Linked DNA regions of Homo sapiens: region 1 is linked to region 2. A link is a loop called in an ENCODE intact Hi-C map of the cell type or tissue named here. Cell type or tissue: Caco-2. All regions are shown on one strand. Each heading gives the region's core, and the rest is flanking DNA. Links, peaks and the distances in the headings are about the cores only.

Evidence for each region. Peaks named below come from ENCODE experiments on the same cell type or tissue, not always from the same donor. Only the 100,000 strongest peaks of a DNase experiment are listed, where the experiment ranks them.
Region 1: a loop joins it to region 2, with 6 times the contacts of the local background. A loop is called at or near these places in 7 of 110 quality-filtered maps.

What each region holds. Positions count from the first base shown.
Region 1 is chr16:27,212,688-27,217,078 of GRCh38, forward strand. KDM8 (lysine demethylase 8) reads left to right here. Exons shown (of 8, transcript NM_024773.3): 3 at 898-1,064; 4 at 2,189-2,321; 5 at 3,258-3,302. Among named protein-coding and RNA genes, the nearest start is that of KDM8, 11 kb to the left of the region's middle. RefSeq lists an enhancer at 3,994-4,391. In Caco-2, for the core only: no CTCF peak of the experiment used is centred there; no DNase peak of the experiment used is centred there.
Region 2 is chr16:27,153,065-27,157,455 of GRCh38, forward strand. It overlaps LOC105371155 (a long non-coding RNA gene), which reads right to left and starts at 1,067. Exons shown (of 3, transcript XR_950956.2): 1 at 456-1,067; 2 at 166-351. In Caco-2, for the core only: a CTCF peak has its summit at 2,143 (motif pointing right); a DNase peak (open chromatin) is centred at 2,127.

The DNA.
Region 1 (4,391 bases), core at 131-4,130, 60 kb after region 2:
TGTGCCACCGCACTCCAGCCTGGGCAACAGAGCAAGACTCGGTCTCAATAAATAAATAAATAAATAAAACATAGCTCACTGCAGCCTCGACCTCCTAGGCTTAGGTGATTTCTCCTACCTCAGCTTCCCGAGTGGCTGGGACTACAGGCATGTACCACCACGCCGAGCTTTTTAAATTTTTTCTAGAGCCAGAGGTTTCTCTATGTTGCCCAGGCTCGTTTCAAACTCCTGGGCTCAAGCAGTCCTTCCACCTTGGTCTCCCAAAGTGCTGGGATTACAGGTATGAGCCAGTGTGGCTGGCCATTTCCCAGCAGGTTCACACCTGTGGACACTGAGGTTCTCAAGCAGCAAGTAACTTACTCAGGTCACCCAGCTGGGAGATGGTTAAGGAAATGATGGTGCAGCCACTCCTAAGAAACTGTAAGGACCGGGTGGCCATGTGGAAACTGCTTTTGATAAATGATTGGAGGGGAGAGGCAGGGCTGCTGCTTCATCATTGCTGTTACTCCCAGTGGGTCAGAGATATTTTGCGTGTGTGTGTGTGTGTGTGTGTGTGTGTGTGTGTGTGTGTGTGTAAGATGGGAAAAGAATAGGAATGAGAAGACCTTAAGATGGTGAAGTTGGAGATAGTAAGTTTTCCTTTATTGCAGAATGTCTGTGAAAGCAGTTTATAATGAAACAAACATTTTTGATGAAATGGTTAAGAAAAAAACCACCTTGATCTCATGAGGAGCAAATAGTAATAGTAGCAGTAATAATAACAAACGTTGTCTATTGTTGTTACTGGTACTCTTGACAGCTAAGCTCTCCTACCCCTGACACAGGTTCCTGGTGGAATACCTCAAATGTCGACTTCCTGAGGTGGTTGCTATTTTGTTCTGTTTTGATTTTAAACAGAAAGCAAGGGCGGACCATGGTTTGATTCCAGATGTGAAGTTAGAAAAAACAGTCCCCCGGCTGCACCGTCCGTCCCTCCAGCATTTCAGGGAGCAGTTTTTGGTTCCAGGGAGGCCCGTGATCCTGAAAGGCGTGGCTGACCACTGGCCGTGCATGCAGAAGTGGAGGTGGGTGGTCGCTGAGGGAGGTGAGGTCCCTTTTCCCATTTTAGCGTTCCCCAGGGCTCCCTGAATTCCTCCCGACCATCCCCAGGGAAATGCAACCTTGTAGATGCTTCACTAGCAGCCCTTGACTGATTGCCAAGGGGTTAAAAAAGAGTGAAAAGTAAGGTGCTCTGAATTTATGCCGCAGGTTATGGGATTCTTACCTTCTACCTTGCTCGCCTTAAGCGGTTTTTTAATGAGTCCCTAAGTGGCAGTCCTAGAATGTTTCTGTTATGCAATTTTACAGGATCCTAGCAATTTCAGACCATCTCAGGGCCCTGAAGCTAAGAGCAGAAATAACCCAAGAGACAGCCCCTCTCTCTCTGAGGGATTCTGTGGTCTCTTGTGTTTGTTTCTAGTCCTTTCTCAGAATCATGATGGGGAGATCAGATCAGGCAGCTGGAGCGTGGCTGTCATGCCGCGGCTCTGCATGAGTTTGGAAATAAGGAGGCATCTCTCCAGGAAGGTAGATGGAGTCCGCCTGTTTTGTGGTTTCGCGGAGGGAATGGTACCCGCTGACACATGTGGAGGAATTCTCATTGCAGGAGCTCTCCTCACAGCAAGGCTTCATTAAGCATTTTACTACGTACCTGGCACTAGGACAGGTGTTGTCATCACCCCCATTCTGTAAATGGGGATCAAGGACTCGGGTTCAGTAACCTGCCTCAGATCCCCTGGCCTGTAACTGATGAGGCCTGGAATCAGTCCCAGGCTAGAGGGCAGAGTCCAGGAGACTGCCACCTGCCACGCTGTCCGCTATTTGTTCAAAGGTTTCTCAGCTTAGTGACAAAATGAGCAAAGAAAGAAGTGAGGAGGCTGTTGGCAAGCAGGGAACTAGAGCAGCCCAGCCAACCAGACTTACCGGCCCTGTCTGCAAAGCTGCACAGCACTGTGTATGAGCCACACAGCCTTGAGCAGGGAGCCCCACCTCTCCATGCCGGTTCCTCATCAGTGAAGCTGGGGATGACAGTCCTTGTCTCTGCACGTGAGGTTTTCCGAGGATGAAAGGGGACCACATGCAAAGCACACTTAGTACTATGCCCAACAGATATTAGCAGTGACGATGCCAATGTGTGTCTTTCTGCTAGTTTGGAGTATATCCAGGAGATCGCTGGCTGCCGAACTGTCCCAGTGGAAGTTGGTTCGAGGTACACAGATGAGGAATGGTCCCAGACCCTCATGACGGTCAACGAGTTCATCAGCAAATACATCGTGAATGAGGTACATCATGGGGACTGCTTTCCCCTAGTACTTGCAAGGCAGAGAGCATAGTACATTTAGGCAAATAACCCCCCATGTGTTGTAATGGGAGGTTTTGGAGGAGCCAGGCTGTAAGTCTGTGGTCGGAGGGACGACCGCAGCGAGGAAGGCAGGCTGCTTAGCCAGCAGACATGAGGGATTCATGTCAGGTCCTTTTTAATGGGCAGGGGAGTATAATTCAGTGGGTTTTAGCCTGTTCCAAAAGTTGGACAGCTAAGTCTAGAGTATGTGTATTTAAATTTTTAATAGCAGCCAGGCATGGTGGCTCACACCTGTAATCCCAGCACTTTGGGAGGCTGAGGCAGGCGGATCACTTGAAACCAGGAGTTCAAGACCAGCCTGGGAAACATAGTGAAACCCTGTCTCTATAAAAAATATAAAAATTAGCTGGGTATAGTGGTACGTGCCTGTAATCCCAGCTACTCAAGAGGCTGAGGTGGGGCAAATTGCTTGAGCCCAGGAGGCAGAGGTTGCAGTGAGCCAAGATCAGGCCACTGCATTCCAGCTTGGACAATAGAACCAGGCCCTGTCAAAATTACGACAGGACAGGATAGGACAATTTATTTTTCCCAAAAGTTAGATCACTTATACTTTCACCAGCAATTAACACAAGTGTCCATTTTCTTACATCTTTGCCTGCACTGTTTGTTGCCATTTTATGAAAATGTTTGCCAATCAGATGGATGAGATCAGTGCTTTACAAACTGGGTACCCCGGTGCTGGAGAGGTTCTTTGAAGCTGCCCCAGGGCCTCTAAGGGTTGGAGAGGACCACTCAGGATGGAGTGGAAGGGTGACGGGTGCTGCAGCTGGGGCCAGCTGGACAGCAGCAGCAGGAGGGCATCTGTCATGACTAACTGGGCTTTCTGTGTTGCCTCTGGTTTTCCCCGGTGGATTAGCCAAGGGACGTCGGGTACCTTGCTCAGCACCAGCTCTTTGACCAGGTAAGTCTGAGGCCACGCACCTCTGCCCCTCACCGTCTCACCTTCCCCTCTCCTCCCCTCCTGGGCTCAGTGCGGCTGGAGCAGTGAGCGTGAGTAGGAGGGAGGCAGCAGGTGAGGCTAGGAAGGTGACAGGACGTGGGTGATGAGGAGCCATTTTCCTAAAGTGACAGGAAACACTGGGGGGTCGCCAGTGCCCCGAGGATTGTAGGGGCTGCTATTCAGAGATGAAGGGAGCAGCTGTCGGAGCGGGTGGCTGGCTGGGCTATTGCTGTGGTGCAAGGAGAGGTGATGCTGGCAGGTGGAGCAGTTCAAGACCGGTGTGAACCACCGAGCCCTGGACGTGGGTGGATGTGTGGGGGAGGGAGGGAAGATCGGGGAAGATGCCCAGATTCAGGACCCCAAAACACTAAATAGATGGAGCTGGGGCGCCCAGGAGGGACCTGGCTGGTGTGGTGTCTGCCAGGAGTGCCCAGGAAGGCAGCCCTTGGCAGGATTCAAGGATAGGGCCAGGTGCGTGTCCCGAACGTGGAAGACTCGAGTCAGTCAGGGTCAGGGCTACAGCCAGGGGTGGGCTGGGGCCGCACCTCTGTAGCCTTTGCAGTGGGGCCCTGGGATGCTGATCAGCTGCTGTATCTACTGCTGAAGCCAGGACTGCTTCTCTGTCTCGATGGGGGACCCAGGGCCAGTAGGGGCTGTGCCAGGAGCCTTCATGCCGACATTAAAGGACGCTGGCGGTTTCTCTTCCCCAGGCCTCCCTATTAGGACCTGTGCATCCTGCGTCCTGTCCATGTCACTTGCTAAGTGAAGGAAAGGGGGATTCTAATTGATCAGGTCCCTACTGTGTGATCCCGAGACCCACCTTTCTCCTGACCCTGGTCATCCTGGGGGCATGGCCTCAGTGTGGGCTGGGGACCCTGGAAGCCATGGTTAACCTTGGCTCCCTGTCCTGGAGCAGCTGTTTCATACTTTGTAGGACAGGAGGAGTTATATTTAGGAGTAGAAGGCCAAGTTCACAGTGACTTTCAAGATGAGCCAGGACTTGAAAGATGTTTCGGGTAATGGAGGGCCGCCTGGGTGTTTACCTTGGGT
Region 2 (4,391 bases), core at 189-4,188:
GCCTTTGAAATATAGCCAGAAAAGCAGAAGTTAATTCACTCCCTGATTATGTCAGCTAATGGACACACTGGCACAATTAACTACATAATTGCAGTAGTATAGACAAAGTCCTGAGCTCATGCCCGGGTTCTGCTGTACAGGCCTCGGACCATGGGAAGGACTTACCAGATAGGTGGCTCGTATATGCAGATGTCCCTACAAATAGGCTCAGAAAAGAGCTCCCATCTCTAGAAGCAAAATAACACCAAAGATGATATCCACAGCCTCCATCCCAGCACATCTTCTGGTTGCCTGGAGCTACCTGGAGCCATCTCCCGGACAGGAAGGCAGGGCGGCAAGGGCTTCGTGGCACTGTGTTTGCAAACTTCAGCTACTGAATCCTTTTCACTCAAAGGCAACTTACTTTAGTGATCATCAAAAAAGACCCATCCAGCATTTCTCCCAGGCAACCCTACCTTCCAAGCTTAGGAGTCTGGCAGGACTTGAATCCCACAGCTGTCATTTATTTGCCATGTCACTTTGGACAAGTGATCAGCTCATTTCTCTGCGCCTCAGTCCCCTCCTTTGTAGAAAGGAAACTCATTTGTTCTTTCATACATTCAAGATATATTCAATATATATGTACTGAGCATCTACTCTGAACTAGGCCCTGGCACAGGTAGCCAGGAGATAGCAGCGAAGGCAGAGATCCCTGCCAGAAGGGGAGAAGAGGTGTAGATCCAAGTAGCGGAGATCAACAATGAGCAAGACCAGGACGTACTGTGTATAGAATGGGAGAAGATAATGCTTGCTTGGGGAAAATAAAGTAGGGAAAGAGAATAAGGAGGGAGGGAAGGAGTGTTGTAATTTTAAATAAGGCGTTTGGGGAAAGCCTCACAGAGAAGGGGAGGTTGGAATAATGGCCTGATGAAGTAGGGAAGGAAGCCAGCCACGTGGATATCTGGGTGCAGAGTTCAGGCAAAGGAAAAGTGCAAAGGCCCTGAGGCAGGAGTGCACCAAGAGTAGTCCAGGAACAGCAAGGAAGCCGGGGCGCCAGAAGCACAGAGACTGGTAGAAAGTGAAGTCTGAGGCCAGATGTGGTAGCTCACACCTGTAATCCCAGCACTTTAGGAGGCTGAGGCAGGTGGATCACTTGAGGTCAGGAGTTCAAGACCCACCTAGCCAACATGGTGAAACCCTGTCTCTACTAAAAATACAAAAATTAGCCGGGTGTGGTGGCGCACACTTATAATCCCAACTTTTCAGGAGGTTGAGGCAGAAGAATCACTTGAACCCAGGAGGCGGAGGTTGCAGTGAACCAAGATTGTGCCACTGCACTCCAGCCTGGGAGACAAGAGTGAGACTCCATCTCAAAACAAAAACAAAAACAAAAAAGGAGGTCAGGGAGCTAACAGGAGAATAAGAATAAGATCTAATTCGAAGGGATAATCATGCATCCACTCAACTAGTATTCACTAAGTGCTTAATCCATGTCAGAGAGTTGCTGTGAGGATTAAATCAGATAAAGCGAAAGCACAGGCAGCTCCCAGCATACAGTAAGTGCTCAATACATGTCACCTATTAGAAGAGGACGCCCCTGCACTCTGGGCAGGTGGCAGCATAGACACTGCTCAGGAGAACCTGGGTCCTGGCCCTGCTTTCTTTCCCGGGGTAAGGGTGCAGCCTCACTGCTAGGGAACCTGGTTCCAAAGCCATTAGTGGTCAAAGTTAGTGCCCAGGTTGCTAGGGAAGTTCCTCCACTGTCAGGTTCAAGCATGTAAGGTTTAGGCCACAGCAAGAGCTCTGCTGCTCTCTCGGCTCTGGAAGGGCCATAGCTACAAGGAAAAGGATACAGAAAGCTGACAACCAGGGAGGGAGTCAGGGGAAGTTCATGGCAAATAAACGGACTTTGCTCCTGCTCTGGGGAACCACGCTTGTGCAGCCTTGGCTAAGGAATGGGTCACTTATCAGGGTGTGCATGCATGTGTGTATGTGTGCAGGCGTGTGTGTATGTGTGTAAGTGCGTGTGCACGCTCGTGCATGTAGGCACGTGGTCTCCTGTCTCTAAATCTGTAGCCCACCTGCAATGCTACAATTATCTACTCTTAACGCTCCTTGTTCCCACTCAGCCTGGGCACACGCAATACCCTGGTCGGCCACAAGGGGGCTCTCAGCGTTCCCCTTCCCCCTCCCTCCACCCATTAACGCACTGGGCCGCGGTTTGTGGTGGTGGTACACAAAGGGTTAAAAGCGCCACCTTAGAGGCAGGAGGGTCGCTTGAGGCCAGGACTTCCAGACCAGCCTGGCCAACACAGCAAGTCCCCCATCGCTCCAAAAAAAAATTAAAAATTAGCCGGGCAAACCATTCAAACCATCTCTGATGGGCCAAAACTCGGTGATTGGCACAAGAACCGGTTACAGTCTCTTTACACCTCCGTTTAGGTTACAGTTCACCATGTACGGAGAACCCTTTAGGCCAAACTTAAAATACGTAAGGAGGCAGCTTTAGGCTAAACTTGATTTAACACGTATGAAGGCATGCACAGGAAAAGACCTGGAAATGATGCTCAAAGGGGTTAATAGTGATAGACTCTGGACAGAAGGAAAGGAAGCTATTATTTTCTTAGTTATGTGTTATCCACATTTTCTAATTTTTCTAAACATGTAAAGATAAAATTATATTCTTAAAAATAAATAAGACCTCAGAACAACAAAAAGGAATTAAATAAAGTATAAAATAGAATATAATCAATACGCTGGGTGCGATGGCTCACGCCTGTAATCCCAGCACTTTGGGAGGCTGAGGCAGGTGGATCACTTGAGGCCAAGAGTTTGAGACTAGCCTGGGCAACATGGCAAAACCCCATCTCTACAAAGAAAAAGAATAGAATCAACCACACACACACACACACACACACACACACACACACGCAGATTGTCAGGGAAGTGCTTCTCAATCTTTGTAGCACACATTAATGTCCTGGTCGAATTCAGCAGTTCTGTCATGGGGCCTGGGAGTCTGCATTTCTGACAAGCTCCTGGATGTCAAGGCAGCTGCTCCAAGAATCCCACTCTTTATAGTGGTAAGGCTAGGGGCTTATTGTAATTTCTATCCTAGTGGCTGTCACAATCCCCTTTCTCTTCCTTCTCAGGTCAGATATCTGTCACGTATTGAAGCATCATTTATAAAAAAACAATACTTTGTTGTTGTTTTTTGTGTTTGTTTGTTTGTTTGTTTGTTTTTGAGACAGGGTCTCACTGTCGCCCAGGCTGGAGTGCAGTGGTGCAATCTTGGCTCACTGCAATCTCCACCTTCCAGGTTCAAGTGTTTCTCCTGCCTCAGCCTCCCGAGTAGCTGGGATTACAGGCGTCTGCCACCAGGCCTAGCTAGGTTTTTGTGTGTGTGTGTACTTTTAGTAGAGATGGGGTTTTGCCATGTTGGCCAGGCTGGTTTCAAACTCCTGACCTCAAGTGATCCGCCCACCTCAGCTTCCTAAAGTGCTGGGATTACAGGCAGGAGCCACCATGCCCGGCCATAAAAAACAATATTTAAAATAATTCAAGTATCCATGTATGGGAGACTGGCTACCTGAACCTTGGTATATCTATACAATGGGAGGTGTGCAATAAACGTTTAACAACCAGCTGTCTGAGTGGGAAGCCCTGAGGTAGACAGTTTGCCCATTTCTGTTGTGCAAATACTACCACTGTGGCCTATTTCAAGCCACCTATGTGAAATCAATTGGTTCACAAAATCGCTGAAGGTTTAGCAATCAGTTCTTCGGAGCCAGCACACCATCAGCCAGCTGGTGCCAGCACACCCCACTCTACAGCCATAAATAACATAAACAACAGTGAGGAAGCTGTCTCTGCACTGATATGGAAAGATCTTCACAATACAGTACACTGTAAAGTGGGGGGAAGAAAGCAGATGTAAACCAAAATTAAATTCTAAGGCCCCCTCCGAACCATCTGAATGGACCCCTTCTCTCGGCCAGAGCATTCCAAAACTAACCCAAAAAACTAGTTCAAGGCCGTGATGGAAAGAGGGAGCGAGACACTCCTCGTTATATCCTCCTCCCTTTTGGAATTATGGATAGACAGGCTCTTTAAGTCTGATAAGAAACATTTGTAATCTATTCTCTCTGAAGCCTGCTACCAGGAGGCTGCATCTGCATAACAAAACTTTGGTCTGGGCCAGGCTCGGTGGCTCACACCTGTAATCCCAGCACTTTGGGAGGCCAAGGCGGGTGCATCACAAGGTCAGGAGTTCAAGACCAGCCTGGCCAATATGGTGAAACCCTGTCTCTATTAAAAATACTAAAATTAGCTGGGCATGGTAGTGCGCGCCTGTAGTCCCAGCTACTGGGGAGGCTGAGGCAGAAGAACTGCTTGAACCTGGGAGGCGGAGG